2 separate regions of the Homo sapiens genome follow, and region 1 is linked to region 2. A link is a loop called in an ENCODE intact Hi-C map of the cell type or tissue named here. Cell type or tissue: A673. All regions are shown on one strand.

Evidence for each region. Peaks named below come from ENCODE experiments on the same cell type or tissue, not always from the same donor. Only the 100,000 strongest peaks of a DNase experiment are listed, where the experiment ranks them.
Region 1: it touches region 2 in a loop (12-fold over the local background); 2 of 110 quality-filtered maps call a loop at or near these places.

Annotation. Positions count from the first base shown.
Region 1 is chr4:146,488,392-146,496,391 of GRCh38, forward strand. The region is part of intron 4 of SLC10A7 (solute carrier family 10 member 7); the gene reads right to left. Among named protein-coding and RNA genes, the nearest start is that of SLC10A7, 30 kb to the right of the region's middle. In A673, no CTCF peak of the experiment used is centred here; DNase peaks (open chromatin) are centred at 310, 590, 1,910, 3,440 and 4 weaker places; H3K27ac peaks cover 7,962 bases.
Region 2 is chr4:146,339,073-146,347,072 of GRCh38, forward strand. All of the region lies in intron 5 of SLC10A7 (solute carrier family 10 member 7), which reads right to left. Among named protein-coding and RNA genes, the nearest start is that of MIR7849, 66 kb to the right of the region's middle. In A673, CTCF peaks have their summits at 1,898 (motif pointing right) and 3,700 (motif pointing right); DNase peaks (open chromatin) are centred at 1,899, 3,719 and 4,209; H3K27ac peaks cover 4,562 bases.

The sequences.
Region 1 (8,000 bases), 150 kb after region 2:
AAAATATTTATTGAGCATCTCCTAATGTCTTCTAATGTGCAAATCATTTTTCCCACATGAGATATTTACTTGACTAGATGATTTCAGATCATCCAAAATTAAGGAGGGAAAAAAAATGACTAAAAGTCCCATTCAGCTACTAAGATTTCTGTTTTTGTTTTTCATCAATAGATTTTAAAAATGCACTATTAGCCCTTTAGTAGTATTTTATTTTCTTCCAGACCAGATCAACCCTATAGAAGTCTTTTATTTCCTTCTAAGCATTCGAAGTCTTATTTCCTTCCAGGCATTATGCCAGCTATTGTGGGGGTTGCTACCACAAGACTGTGGCTGTTAAAGCTTAGACAAAGCAGAATAGGCGTGAATAATTGAGAGAAGCAAAAATGCCACAATATATAGCCTATTGTGTATCTTAATTTTTTTATAAAAGTTTAACACAGAACAAAGTTTACCTTAATATGAATTACTGCCTTAATAATACATATTTAAATCAATACACTTATAAGGCTAGACAAATTTCTTCAGAAATATTAATTTATTCAAATACATTTCCTGTGTCCCTCATCTATGCCAAACACTGCACTAGATACAGAGGATACAACTGTGAATAAGAAGCACACATTCCCTGCCATCTAATGAGAGCTTCAATGAGATACACAGCCATTTTCAATAGCCTGTGCTAAATGTGCCTTGGTGGGGTAGTACCACAGGGCTGTAGTACAGAAATGGCGAAAGCTTCCTGAAAGGAGGCTTCCAGTCAAACAGAAATATCAACACATCCATAACTTCTTAGGACTCATTACTCTGAACACAGCCTTTATTTTTTCCACCTAGGTAGTTCAGGCACTAAGCCATCTGTGGATTGAGGCAGTCTGTTCTACCTCCAGTGTTAACAGAGAAGGGCAGAGAAGGGAGGGTGAGGAGCACAGGTATTGAAGCCAGAGTGCCTGAGTTGACATCTTCACTCTACCTTGTTTGCGCTCTGTAAGCCTAGACAAATTTCTTAGTCTCTTTTTGTGTCAGTTTTCTCATCTGCAAAATGGGGATAGTAATAATACCTATCTCAAAAGATTAAAGGAATTAATATATGTAAAGCACTGAGAACAAGAACTGACACATAACACGTACTGGCTGATCTTACGATTTTGATGGCAAGAGCTTATTGTGATTGAGGTCATCCCTTATTGTGCAAGGGGTAGCAGCTCACTAAATCCACGTAGGGCAAAGGAACTGCCCACGGGTTAAAAGTGCCTTCTAGAATTGTGCATCAGAACAGTCCTGAGTTATTCCATCCTTCTGCTGTACTCTTTTTTTCCTTCCAGAACAGAAATCAGAAAGTGCTTGCATTTCTTTACATCTCTAAGAGGCTTTGTAAAACCTGAGACAGGGCTTTTCCCACTCAACTGGTAAAAGACTCCTCTATTTAGCAAACAAGCTTCTAACTCAATTAACTGCTTTCCTCCTTCTCTATTGGTCCCTTTATTATCAGTTAAGCCCAAAGTTTATCAACCACAGGCAAACTGTTTCTTAAAGTAGGCTCTTTTTTTTTTTACCCTTTGATATGTTTTCAATCACAATTTGAAAATAAATTTTTTTCAAGGGAGCTACATAATTCCTCCAACAAAAATTCTATTTTTTTTTTGTCATCTACAAAAAGATGATGACATCAAACCAAGAGAATTCATGTCTCTCTTTATAGACTAACTGGGTATGGTACATTATTTTTAAATTATACTGCCAGTTCTCATTTTTCATACCAAAATGTGACTATATAGCCTATCCTTAAGAGCAAGTATGCAAACACTACAGAAGAGTTGGCAATTAAATAATAATTAGGGAACTAGAAATATCAAACTTCAGAGGAACAAAAAGAATACACACATGCCAACGACTTCATTGCGCAAATGCAATGAGTATTCATGAGGGCTTATTTTGACAAAGACTCACTGTAAACTCACATTAAGAGTTAGGCATATCAGTCTAATGGGTTATTAGAGGGCCACAAAAGTCCAAAGCATTTTTTTGTAGAATACTCTATCATGCATTTAAACAAAGATTAGTGTAAATAAATATATAAAATATTTTACCTCATATTGTTAGTTTCCCAGGCTGTTTGTCAGAGTTAAATTGCCATGGTTTGCCTATTTGAGAAGGTGTACCATTTTCAAACCAGTGTGAACTTAAGGCAACTATAGTGAGATTGAACTTCATAATAACATTGTCTCAGGGTCCACATTTGAAGAATCGGTAAATGAGAAACACTATTAAGCATACACTCTGAATAATTCCCACAATAGGCTCTCTTAACTGGAACTAAAATGGACTTGCATGAAGGAAAAAAAACATATGCCCAATCTAGGATATCATTTAATTCTATCCCCTCTTTATTCTAGTACAGTAAATACATGAAAGAATCCTGGAATGAGAGATGGAGAACATAGAGCTGTGGAAATTACTTCAACCACGATATGACCAGGAGGAAACTGGATCATTCTCCAGCTTCCCAAACCCTTTTCCTGCCATTTCTATTAAGGCTACTCCTACACTGCATTAAAAAGATACAAAAGAAAAGTAGTTCCCACAAAGAAAACTCAAAGATTGGTTGGGGAGCCAAATATATGCAAAAATATCTGATTAAGGGTGAGTGTCACAACAGAAGTACAAACACAGTATTGTGAATGGAAGAAAAGACTAATTCTGACTGGGCATCTACAGCAGCTTTTTGAGAGGAAAACTGTATTTGAGCTGGGCCTTGACTGATGGGCAAGGCTTCAACTACTAGATACGGGGGATGAGGAGGTCCTTACTGTAGGTGCTGACAGATCAGGTGAGCTGACCACAAGCAGCAGAAGAATTCATGAGAAGACAAAGTCCTCAAAATAGCCTGAAGACCAATAACAAAACAACTGTCTGCAAGTAATAGGTGGCCAGAAATCCTCCAGAGCATACAGACCAAGGCCAAAAAGTTTGTCCAGAGAATCAAAGGAGCTGACTCAAGAGGAAATATGAATGGCAAATATCCATTAAAGTTTAGGATAGTGTTTTTCAAGCTGTGGTCACAAAATCAATTTAGTGAATAATGATTGGCATTATTTTTCCAAGATTGGAGAGAAGGAAAAGGAAGAGAAGAAAAGAAAAGGAAAAAGATGGAGGGAGGAGGGGAAAAAAGGCGAGGGAAAGAAAGAAGAAAGAGTGAATTACACACAAAGTAATTATATTTTGGAAAACTTTTCAGTTTCTGCCTGTGTGAAGAAAGAAAGGAAGGAGGGAGAGAGGGAGGGAGGAAGGGAAGGAAGGAAGGAAGGAAGGAAGGAAGGAAGGAAGGAAGGAAGGAAGGAAGGAAGGAAGGAAGGAAATAAATTCCTCATTCAGAGGGCCCTGCAAGGCCAGTATCTTGGCACTAGATTAAAATGCAGCTCAGCCCACTCAATATATTCAGACCGTTTGTTTGGATCCAGGTGTTCTTGGCCATGAATAATCTGCTTGAAAATCTCATTGCACTAAACAGGATGTTCTCATTAAATACTTAGAAAGACACAGCCAGGGCCGGGTGCGGTGGGTCACGCCTGTAATCCCAGCACTTTGGGAGGCTGAGGCGGGCGGATCACGAGGTTAGGAGATTGAGACCATCCTGGCTAACATGGTGAAACCCCATTTCTACTAAAAATACCAAAAAAAATTAGCTGGGCGTGGTGGCGGGCGCCTGTAGTCCCAGCTACTTGGGAGGCTGAGGCAGGAGAATGGCATGCACCCTGGAGGCGGAGCTTGCAGTGAGCCGAGATCGCGTCACTGCACTCCAGCCTGGGCGACAGAGCGAGTCTCTGTCTCAAAAAAAAAAAAGGAAGAAAAGAAAGACACAGCCTGATGACTTTGTAATGCAAGTAAACTAACAGAATCACTTCTAAAGTTTGTAGCAATGCAATACAGATTAAACCTGACTCCTTTGGCCTATACAATGTCCATGTTTCTTTGTTTCTTTCTTTCTATTTTTTTTAAGATAGGGTCTCACTCTTTCCCCCAGGCTGGAGTGTGTTGCCAGAATCTTGGCTCACTACAACCTCCACCTGCCAGGCACAAACGACCCTCCCACTTCAAGCTCCCAAGGAGCTGGGACCACAGGCACACACCACCATGCCCGGCTAAATTTCTTTGTATTTTTTTGGAAAGATGGGGTTTTGCCATGTCACCCAGGCAGGTCTGAAACTCCTAAGCTCGTGATCCACTGGCCTCGGCCTCCCAAAGTGCTGGGATTACAGGCATGAGCCACCGTGCCCAGCCAGCCATGTTCTTAATAAATAGTCTGATAGATGCCAAACATCTTAATATAAAAAGAGAATACGTTGGGAAAGCATAAAAATCTACATTTAATGCAATAAAAATAGATCATATTTCACCAAGAAGCAAACAGTTTAAAGTGACAGAATATCTCCTCTCATTTACATGGGTCTTATATGTTTTTTTTTCCCAAAATATTTTCATCTAAAACAACCCTGCCTACATACAATTGATTAAAAAGCTGATGAAAAGACTACCCAAGATCACAGAGCTAGTTAGGGATGGGGCCAAAAGAAGCAGCTAAGTCTTCTGAGGTTTAATTTGTTGACATTTTCATAACTCCATGATTTAGTAAATTATTAAGAATAAGTCTTCTATTTTTAAGAAAAACAACTTCATAAATATACACAAATACATGTGTAATTAGCATGTAGTTGGTGCACAGACAAGCTACAGAACTTGAAAAAGGCACATGCCCAGAATTTGGAAATAAAGTTAAAAATAATCAAATTCTGTATAACAAGATGCAAAAATATAAACATTAATTAGATTAGATTAGCTAAAAGAAAAGTTAGAAGTGTGTTGTTGTTTAGACTAGTGCCTCTCTAAATAGGAAGCCTGATATTTAAAATATAACTAATCAAAATAAACCAAATTATCAAAAAATGTTTTGCTAGTCATCATACATGCAGATATTCTGATACTGAACAAGGAGTTTTAGGTTGATAACCCATTTTCAATGTTTATGTAGAACTGTTTAAGTGAGCTGAGACTGCGCCATTGCACTCCAGCCTGGGCAACAGTGCGAGACTCTGTCTCGAAAAAAAAAAAAAAGAGAGAGAGGGAGAGAGAGATATACCTGATTGTTTTTGTGGCTTGTGTTTTTTTGTTGTTGTTCATTGGAATGGAGCTGGGATGCTTTTCTAGGCTTTACTGTTTCAGAGAAACATCCTATAAATCTATTCAATCTTCAATCCCCTTTACCTCGTTCTAAACTCTGAAAGCAATCTTTCAATTACTAGTTTGGCTCCCCATGCCCTTTAATTCCCAAACGGGCTATCTTGGGTATCTGACATGAATATTCCAGGTTATGACAAGAAATACTTATACAAAAAACCTGAAGACCTATAATGCAAACTAATAAACTAAAATTATCCAGTTTATTAAATTTATTTAAATACAAATCATCTTAAGCTGCAATTTACTGCTTGTTTTATATCACTTACTAAACTGAAAATTCTATAAATGTAATATGTATATACAGCAAGCTATTGCAAGCACTCGACATACGTTTTTGAATAAATGAACGAAGTGAATGAATGAGCGAATTTAGAAGATCAAGTTCTTGAGACAGCAATAATATTGACTCAGAAAACCCAGTTATTTCATCAGTGATAAACCTCTGCAATGATAATAATGCTGATGCTTACTTGATGTGTTCCCTCATAGTTTACAAGTACTTCCACATATCAATGCATGAGATCCTTGTAAGCAATCCTATGAAATGAGAATGCAAATATTATTGCTCCTTGTATGGGGAAACCAAAAGCCAGCAAGGTCCAGGGCTTACTGAGACCACTACGTTAGTAACGGTAAAAGCAGGAATTAAGCACATGCTTTGATTCCAAGGCAGGGTATTCTGTGCTCAAGGTCAGGCGGCCTATCAGCAAAGGTGGTGATATAGTGCCACAGCATGTTAAGCTGGAGTTACGTAAATACTTCTCGCCCAAGATCAGGACTGGCCCTAACGTCTGAGGCACAGTCAAACCCAAAGATGGGGGTCATATGGCTTTAGCTATAAAGAGAAGGATTCAGAAACAGGAATCTAGCAGGGCTAACACTTTGTTTTAGATCAGATCTCTGGAAGACACCATAGGGATGGAAAAGGAACCAGACAAGAAGAAAAGAATTGATGAGAGGCGTGGAAAGAAAATCAGGAGAGATGAGTGTCAGGGAAGCAGAAGGAATTTGGAGATGAGTGGCCATCTCCACTCATCTTTTCTGTGTCATGAATCAGTCATGAATCTCCATCTTTTCTGTGTCTCTCTAAGACCAGATCTTTGGAGATGAGTGGTATCAGTCATGGAGGATATGAACTGAGGACTGGCCTCTGGGATTGGTGACTAAAAATCACTGCTAACCTATTAAAAGGGCCCTTTTAGTTAGAGAGGTAAAAATGAAGACAATTTGCTGGGCAACAGGGTTAAATGAGAAAATTCTAAGTTACACAAAAATCTAGGGAAATCTAGGTACGTTTCACAAGTTTTATAGCAGCTTAAAACAAATACAGTCAACTCTTTCTACCTCCTAAGAACTCTCGCCCAATCCGGAAAATAAGACTGAAGCTAAAAGGTAGATACAGTAGAAGAGTAGGGGCATAGAATTTCTTGCTGTTGCTGCTGTTACTTCTGTTCTTTCATCTGTTAAAGAGGGAAATGTAGCTGTTACTACTTCTCAGAAAGCACACCAGTCTGGAGGCTAAAAAATATACATCTGCCAGCTTGCAAGAAGGCTCAATGCTGACAATGTTTTTCAGACATAAGATTCCTCCAGGATGCCACTAACCTTCCACTACAAGCCAAAGCAGTAACCCCATTTAACAGAAGAGAAAGGCAAAGAACAGAAAGGCCAAGTAATTGCTAAAGCGGAGAAAGTGACTGACAGATAAGATTTCCTTTTCACTCCTAGTCCTCTCTGCTGATTAGATCTACTCTAACTGCCTTTATAAATGTTTCAATGAATCTTATCTTAATGCATTGGATTAGCAAGACCAACTCCCCAATGATAATGCAAAATAACCCTGAAATGTTTCATGCCTCACTCATGAGTCAGAAATTGAACTTACAGTCTCCATTTGGACTGTGATGATCTTGATCTTTCACCTCTAGCAAAAATCTCATAGCTATACTTTGAAAGTTAGTAATGAGTGCTTCATTTGCTTTCCAAGCAGATAGAAAACCTTTTTTAAATACACTCAGACTTCTATGACCTTCATCTATGACTTAAAGACTTCACCACATGTGATAATTTTCTTTGCTCAGGAGACATTCTTAAATTGTCTTTGAAGAGATTTGAGCACCAGCCCCGTTGATGAAAGTAAACACACACACACACACACACACACACACACACACACACACACAGAGGCACATACACATACTTGTTATCTTTCTTCTATACCCCAAATCAAAATGTTTCTTTAAAATGTATTTGGAATTCAGCATGACTATCAAAGTTCTAAAATCCTTCAACCTGCTAAGTAAAATAAAATAAAAATGCCAGCTAAATATGCTTGCATTAAAAGAAGTACACTGTCTTAATACTAGACCAGGCAAGACCACAGCCTAATGCTGCAAGTAGCAAACACAGTCTAGATCTCTAACCTGAAGTTCTGGCTGTCCCACACAGCTGGGTGGAGCTGACCTCACTTGTGGTACATTTTGTTTTTTTCTACACTAAAATGGAAAACAATAATTTAATGATATGGGTCATCTAGGCAAAATTATTCCACTACGTTTCGCCTATTTTTGTGAGGTTTATAACATGAAGTAGAGATTCTGAATACTGTAATATCACATTAAATGTAAGCTCCTCAAAGTCAGGCACTAGATTGTCAGGTCTCAGAACACAATACCCTAAAGCATGGTGTCTTGGCATACTGAGTACTTTTGAGCTGACACAGACAAGGGGGCCTCAAAAGCAAGATGGTCTCCCTAACCTTCTCC
Region 2 (8,000 bases):
AGGGGCTTCTTATGTAGGCTCCTGGATGTTAAAATAAACTTCTAAAATAATCAAAAACTGATTCTCTTTTATATAAGACACTCAAAATAATGGTTTAATCAAAATCACTATTCAGATTTATAACAGAACTTTAACATAAACAAACAAAAAACCCAGACCATGTCTACACATGTGAAATGAATAGGTTTGGCATAGCTCATCTATTCCTTTTGGACGTGTCTAAATGATGGCACACACTGCTGTTAGATCTAGCTGTGACGATCAATACTGAGTATAAGATGGACACAATGAATGGAGACATCTGCACTACACTTGCCTTGTTTCATATTTCAATGGTCTGATTTACTCTGGTTTTTATAATATTCCTTAGCCAGAGCCATTCCTGCAGCTTAGAAAACCAGCTCTGAACTTTGTGACTCAGAGAGGCTTCAGTCAGGAGAAGGAGGTGGATTAACCAATGGTCCTAAGAAAGGTTTGCACCTCACATGAGCATCATTGGTCCACAGATCCTCCTGCCACCCCCAACACAAAGAGGCAGTAGGATCTGGGTATGCAGTTGCTTCCTTCCCTATCTACCTCTCACCATTGACACCAATTTTAAACAGGTTTCTCCCTAATAACATGTTTATTTATTATTTTTTCTCCAAGCCTAATCTACCAGATAAGGCATTTATTTTTTCTCATATCCTCACTTCTACTGACATGTTTTCCTGCCTTTTTATAGTTTCATTTGTCGTTTTTTTTTTTTTAATTTTACTTTAAGTTCCAGGATACATGTGCGGGATGTGCAGGTTTGTTACATAGGTATACATGTGTCATGGTGGTCTGCTGCACCTATCAACCCATCATCTAGGTTTTAAGCTCCGCATGCATTAGATATTTGTCCTAATGCTCTCCCTCCCCTTGTCCCCCACCCCGACAGGTCCCGGTGTGTGATAACATGTTTATTTTTATTAAATATCAGTAGTTGCTTCTTTCCCTATCTACCTCTCACCAATGACACCAATTTTAAACAGGTTTCTCCTTAATAATATGTTTATTTTTATTAAATATCAGGGGGTAGGAGAAGAAAAACATATATGTGTGATTGGGGTCTTAACAACCTAGAGATGCATCCTAGACTCTGAATCTCTCTAAGGCAGTGCTCTCCAAAGCCTGATGGAACTCTCAAGGGCAGAAGGAAAGGCAATAATAGCAAAAGGAAGAAGACTGTCTTATCAGTTTATAAGAACTGGTCAATGGACTTTTTTTGGTATAAAAAGTTCAACAACTAATAGAACAAGCAAATCACTTCGCCATAATCAAATTTCACCTTATGACCCAGGCTCTAGCAAATGCAGGCTCTAGTAAAAAACAAAGACCCAGGCTCTAGCAAAAATGCAAAGGCTCTAGCACAAAACAAAAAACAAAATATATATATACACATATACATATATATGTGTGTGTGTGTATATATATATATGGAGAGAGAGAGAGAGAGAGAGAGAGAGTGATTAGACTTTTAGACTTTTAACCTGGACATTTCTATGGTGAATTATTAAAAACAGTACTGAGTCATTTTTAGTTACATAGGTATATACAGCTAATTTTCCTTAATGTTTCAGTAGAGACTTATCCCAATAAAATTACTTCTAGACCTTAGCCATTGGGTGTTGTTACTAAGGAATTTTTAATAAGAAATAGCCAAGACTTTATATTAGAAATGGATGTACATATATTCATATCAGACATTTATTTTTAAATATCTTCTGCTAATCATTTCAATATCTTCAGAATTTAAAAGTGCCAGAGAGCAAGAAGCAATCATCTGGTAAATCACATCAATGGATTTACCTAAGTCTTTAAGGAAATTGAAAATCTATGTTAACATAATTTTTCTAGTTCCCCAGTAGAGGGCAACTTCTACACACTTTGACAGTTTAAAAAAAAATCTATGCACAGCACATTAGTATGAATCACTGCATGTTTAAAATAAAACAATATAACTTATGCTTATGAATGGATTTTCACTAACAGTAGCTTATAAAATGTCATGGAATTTTAAATTAGTAGTTAGGAATTGAATATATGTAATGAGTAATTAGCATTTTATGATTAATATAAGTATAATTGCAGGAACTTTAAAAGTAGCAACCATTAGGTCACTAAGATAGAATTATCAGGAATTTAAATAAAAGAGGGAAATGATCACAGTATTGTTCTTTAGTAACCATTTGGATTGAATTTCAATATAACTGAGTTCCAAATATAGCTAATATGTTGCATAAAATATTTTATTAAGAATAGGCAAAACCAAACCCCCCCAAAACCAAAAATGGCCATACACAAACATTTGAAAGTATAATTTAGAGTTTTTGATATTCTGTATTTTGAACTAACTTGAATCAGTGTTAGTGTTTTAATAACATCAGACATAAGAATGTAACCATGCACACATATGTTTATACATAAATAGGATAAAATTTCACCATAATACATCTCATTATTACATAGTATTCTATATAGTAGTTGGACACAATATAATATGTCCTCATTCATTCATTCAATGCTAATTTACTGAGCACTTATTATGTGCCAGATACAATTCCAGAAGTCAAGGATACAGTGTGACAAAAGTTCTCTGCCTTCTTGGGGCTTACATGTTCTATTAAAAAGTAATGTATGGTAAAGCCTTCTAAAAAGACAAATCTATGAGATGGATGCTAACCTTATAACACTAGTTTTTTATTTAAAAATTTGGCTTTGTTTTTAATACAGAAAATATTATAAGGAACAATGAAATGGTTCATAATCTTAAAACACAAATAACCCTTGTCGGCCTTAAACAAAGTTATACATGAATCTCATTAGAAAATTTTTAGTTGTATAGAAAAGTACAAAGAAAAATTGAAAATTTCTAGCTCCCTCTCAACTCAGAAACATTAGCAATTTCTTGTAATTCCTTACAGAAAAAAAACAGTATCCACCCATTCCTCTACCCACCTACTCATCCATCTAGCCTAGCGTTCTTAACTTATTCAAATTTATACAGTTTTCTTAAGATAATCATACTATACACAGTATTCTGTACATAGCTTTATCTTTTCCCACTTCTCTATATTTCCTGGAGCTCTTTCCATAAAAGAATATATAAGCACACCTCATTCTTTTATTTGACTGATTTTATTTTTTAATGTAGAAGTATTTTATCTATCTCTAAATATCTCACAATTCTAGTTTAAAAAGTGATTATACAGTTTTATCTGAAATTTATAAGAGCTGTTGTAGATAGTGTTAAAAGTATAAAGACTTAGAAATCATGACCTCCAAGAGGAAGCCTAAAAAATTACTTTTAATTTATTAGAGAACAGCAAATACAAGAAAAAAATAAGAAGAAATAAATATCTGTTTTGGACAAAAACCTTACCAATAGTTCTATTAGATCACACACAACGTAACAATCTTTTAAGAATGTCTTTATATGTGAATTAGAAATACTAGTGAATTTTTTTACCAGTAAATTTTAATAATAGTACTATTATTAAAATTTACAATCATCATTTTTTAGAGTTTCACTTAAATTTTTCAATAAAGCATGCAATAATTACTTTAGAGCATTCTATTTATAATACTACTTAAACCATATATTTGCTTCAGGGCCATATTTGATATTCAAATGTGATAAGAATTCTTAAATTTATAAAAATATTATGCAAAATAAAATACAGGGCACTAGGTGGTGCTGTGGGACCTTCCAGATAAACTAACACTGCAAAGGTATGCATTTGACAAATTAGTTGTGTGGTTGATTCTATATATTTAAATATACATTAAATATTTTTTATAGATAAAACAATGCACATAAATAAGAAGAGTAATATAATGAAAAAGCAAAGTTTTGATGGATGACCTCTTTGAGGAAGATACAACCCCGTTTCATAATCTCATACCCTAACTCCTGTGTTAAGCTATTAAAAAATCTTTATATAATAAATGTCATTTTTGAGGCATGCTTGTCAATCAACTATTATTTTCATTTACCTTTAAAGTTATTTTTTCATATGACCAAGAATTTAAAAGATGAATAATTATACATCCTTGTCAAACAATTTTCTATTAGGTGATTTCTTACAACACAGTACTGTAATCTTCTTGGGTTCTGTTTTTCTATTTTCCCCAGACATGACTGCTTGCTATAGAGCTACTAATTCAAATACTGACAGCCACCAGACTGGCAAGGTGAATGTGCAGATTGGGCCACAAGTAAAATAATAGGAAGTGAGGGCAACTTAGGAAACCCAGAATATAGAAAGCACATCTGTGGTCTGCATGTGGCCTGTGGGCCACTCATCTGTGACCTCTTAAGTCCAACATGTTCCTAACCATTTATCTATGAGTGACACATCTCAAAGATAACCTACAAATTTCAGTTCAAATGAAGGAGTGTAAATGCTTCTCAATTGTCCTTCTACAATGTTTAATCACTTATGTATGTCCTTCCTTAAAGAACAGAAAATATTAATGATGTGGGAGATAAACTAGTGGTCAAGAGCATTACTCGTCCATGATGAGCTACTGATTTAAAGAGAAGTACAGATTTAGTAGTCTTTTTATGGGCATGGTCTTCCTCTTCCCTGCAGGCACTTTCATGATTGTGAAGTACAATAATAAAGTACTTAATATTGAATTGATAGAAATATATGTTTAACATCAATAAAAAAAGGATAGAATTTATTCCCACTAGTAGTGATGGTGGAACTTAATATTACAGGTACAAGGTAAGAATGAAAATGAATTTTTAACAAATTCAACAAAACTCATCTAAAGGAATTTTTTAAACAAATTCAACAAAACTCATCTAAAGGAATGTTGTTCTTCGAGTCTGTCAATCAGAGAAGCAAAACTCATTTTTAAATGATGCATCATTCCAAATGTTTTTAGCTGCCCTCAGAAAGCGTTTGTGTGCTACATAAGAAAATAAGATAAAATCATGTCATTTCTGACCCGGAAGAGACCACAGAGATTAACAATCTCCCATTACTTTAGCTTCACCTCACAAATCAGTTCTTGAAAGATAAACACAGTTAAGTTGCAGTATCTAAGTGGGTCTTTGTTACAGAAAATGAAGTGACCGGATGCTCACGGGAAGCTATGCAGAAATCACAGTTTACTTTGAATGGAGACTATGCCTTACACCAGTAACCAATGCAAAAATATCACGTTTCAAGAATTTTCAATGTTGTCTAAACACTCACAGGAATCTCTACCAACACTACAAATCATTTGGAATTTTTAGAGGGTTTAATTGGTTCAAACAGATACACGGAAGAAGCGGTGAAAAGCAGAACTAGGTTAGAGCCACGCTGCCTGAATTCTTTTCATTTCACTTGTAGACTACCTGAAATGCCATCTTGGATGATAGTCTTTTTGGCTTAATAAGCATCTATTTTAAAATTGCATGTTTTCTTTTGAAGTAGTAGTTTTCACGGTGTGGCCTGGGGACCTACGGGTTCCTAAGACCTTTTGGAGGGCTCGGTGAGACAAAAACTACTTTCATTATATTACTAACACATTATTTGCCTTTTTACTCTCATTCTCTTGCAGTTATATAGTGGAGTTTTCCAGAGGCTACATGACATGTGATATCAAAAGAGATTTGATACACCAACAGTTTTATGTTAAGCCAGGCATTAAAGAGATTTGCAAAATGCAAAACAATAGTACTCTTCCCACTAGTTTTTGTTTGGGAAAATATAGTGATATTTCATAAAAATGTGCAAATTTACATATGATGAAGTTATTATTTTTAAATGAATTAATAATTTTCCAGCTTTAATTTCAAATGTGATCAATAGATAAATATCACCCATATAAACAACTGTTCTCTCTGGTCGTCAGCAAATTTTAAGACTGTAAAGGAGTTCGAAAAGTTGGAGAACACTGTTCCGGAAGAAAGCTACTCACATCTTAGTCAATATGCTTTCCTCTAAATACTGGTATGAATCTGAAACTTCTATCTGAATGAAATTTGCTTAGAAGCAAGAAAGGTCGAGCATTTTGAGGCAAGAGGTACTTTTATGGGCAAGACTAGCTTGATGCAGAGGGATAAACAGTGACGTGGGAACCACAGGCTCAGGTGGAATGACCCAGGTAGAAGGAACAGAGAGGGAGTCAAGAGTGCAATGGCAAATGCTCGTTTCTAAATTTAGCCTGAGACCAATGCTACATCTAGGAAGGGGTCATTTTTCTCTACCTTCTCTTACCTCTTATGCTCTGGGAGACTACAACACAGTTTCCACATTGAAATGCAATCCTTCATTAGTTTCCCACTGGTCTTTAAGGACGAATATTATAACTGTGGTCTACAACATTCTGTATTATCTGCTCCTGCCTACATTTCCATCTTTTTCCATTCTCCACCTGGCTCTCTATACGCTAGCCACAGGGCCCTTGGTCTATTCCTTGACCGGGCTATATTCACTTTCAACCTGCAGACATCAGCTTCCTTCAGTTATCAAGGAAGTCTTTCTGCCATTATAGATTCCCCCTAAATATGCACTCTTATGGCACTATAGATCTGCTTTATGGCATGCATCACAGTTGTAATTTTACATTTATTTGTGTGATTATTTCATTAATGCCTGCGTCTCCTTCACTAGGCTATAAGCTTTATGAGGAAAGGGACCATGCTTATTTTTACTCTATCTTGTATTTCCCATACCTAGTGAAATGCTTGGGACATAATAGGGGCCCATTTAATATTTTTGAATGAATAAATACATGAATAATAGGTATTATTTATTAAGCATTCCTCCTAGATACTGTTCTTGCACTTTGCAAGTGTGACATAATTTTGAAAAGAAGCCAATAGATAAGCACAATTATCATCCCCATTTACAGATGAAGAAACCAATGCACACAGAGGTTAGCTAATTTGCCCAAGGTCAAGCTGTAATTTTTGAGGTCAGGATTTGGACTCCAACAGTTTGATTTTAGCACCCACAACTCTATACTGTAGTTCAGTTGTCTTATGGATGAAAAAGCATTTATGGGCCCAATCTCCATTTATAAGGTTGGAATTCAAAATTATTCCTCATAGAAATCAATGACTGATTTATAAACTAGGAAGCTAAGGTACAAACTGATGACCAACTCTATTGGGGAACTGTGTGGAATAAGTTCTGAAATTAACTAGTATTAAGAAAACAACAACAACAAAAAACAACAAACAGCAGTTTCATGTGAGAGCTTTGGTAGCTTTTTATGTTTCATTGGTTATAACAGAAAAATACATATATGTGCAATATGTGTAATGTATTTTCTGAAGGTATGAGGGCAGCCCAAGAAACAATGACAAAAACAATGTCCTCTTCTGGATATCTAGAACTAGATAGTACATGTTAGGATTCAGAAAACCTTTGATCTTCTGAGAAATTCTATTTTTGAAAAAGAAAGTGAATCAAAATAAAGCTATGAGCCTTAAGTTTCAGAATTACATAGATACATGTCTCCCTTTTCAACTCGGTTTAATTTCAATTATAACTTTTCAGCTATATTTATTTTTCAACTAATTTTATTTCTATTAAGTTGGTCATTTGAAATTACAAAACAGTTTCATGAGTATTTAAATGTGTAACATAATTGTAATCTATTTTTTCTATTATCACAGCATGCTTAAGAATATATCACAATATGAAAAACAAAGATCCAGGAAACCTATAAATTCGAACAATTTATCATCTAAAACCTAGCAAGCCATATCATTATTTTTATGTTTCAAGTCAATTTTATATTATTAGGATCTTTGTGATTTCATTCAACAAATAATTTTTGGATACCTACTCTATGATAGGCATACCCAAGAGGAGGGGGGAAACAAAGATAAAGGTGGCCTGGTCTCTATCCTAAAAGATCTTACGGTCTAGTTGCAGCAAACTAAAAAGGTAAAGGCCAGATAATGGGGTTAAGGAAAGGCTGCTTACCTCACCCAACTGAGCGAGGGGTTTCAAAAGATGTAACAT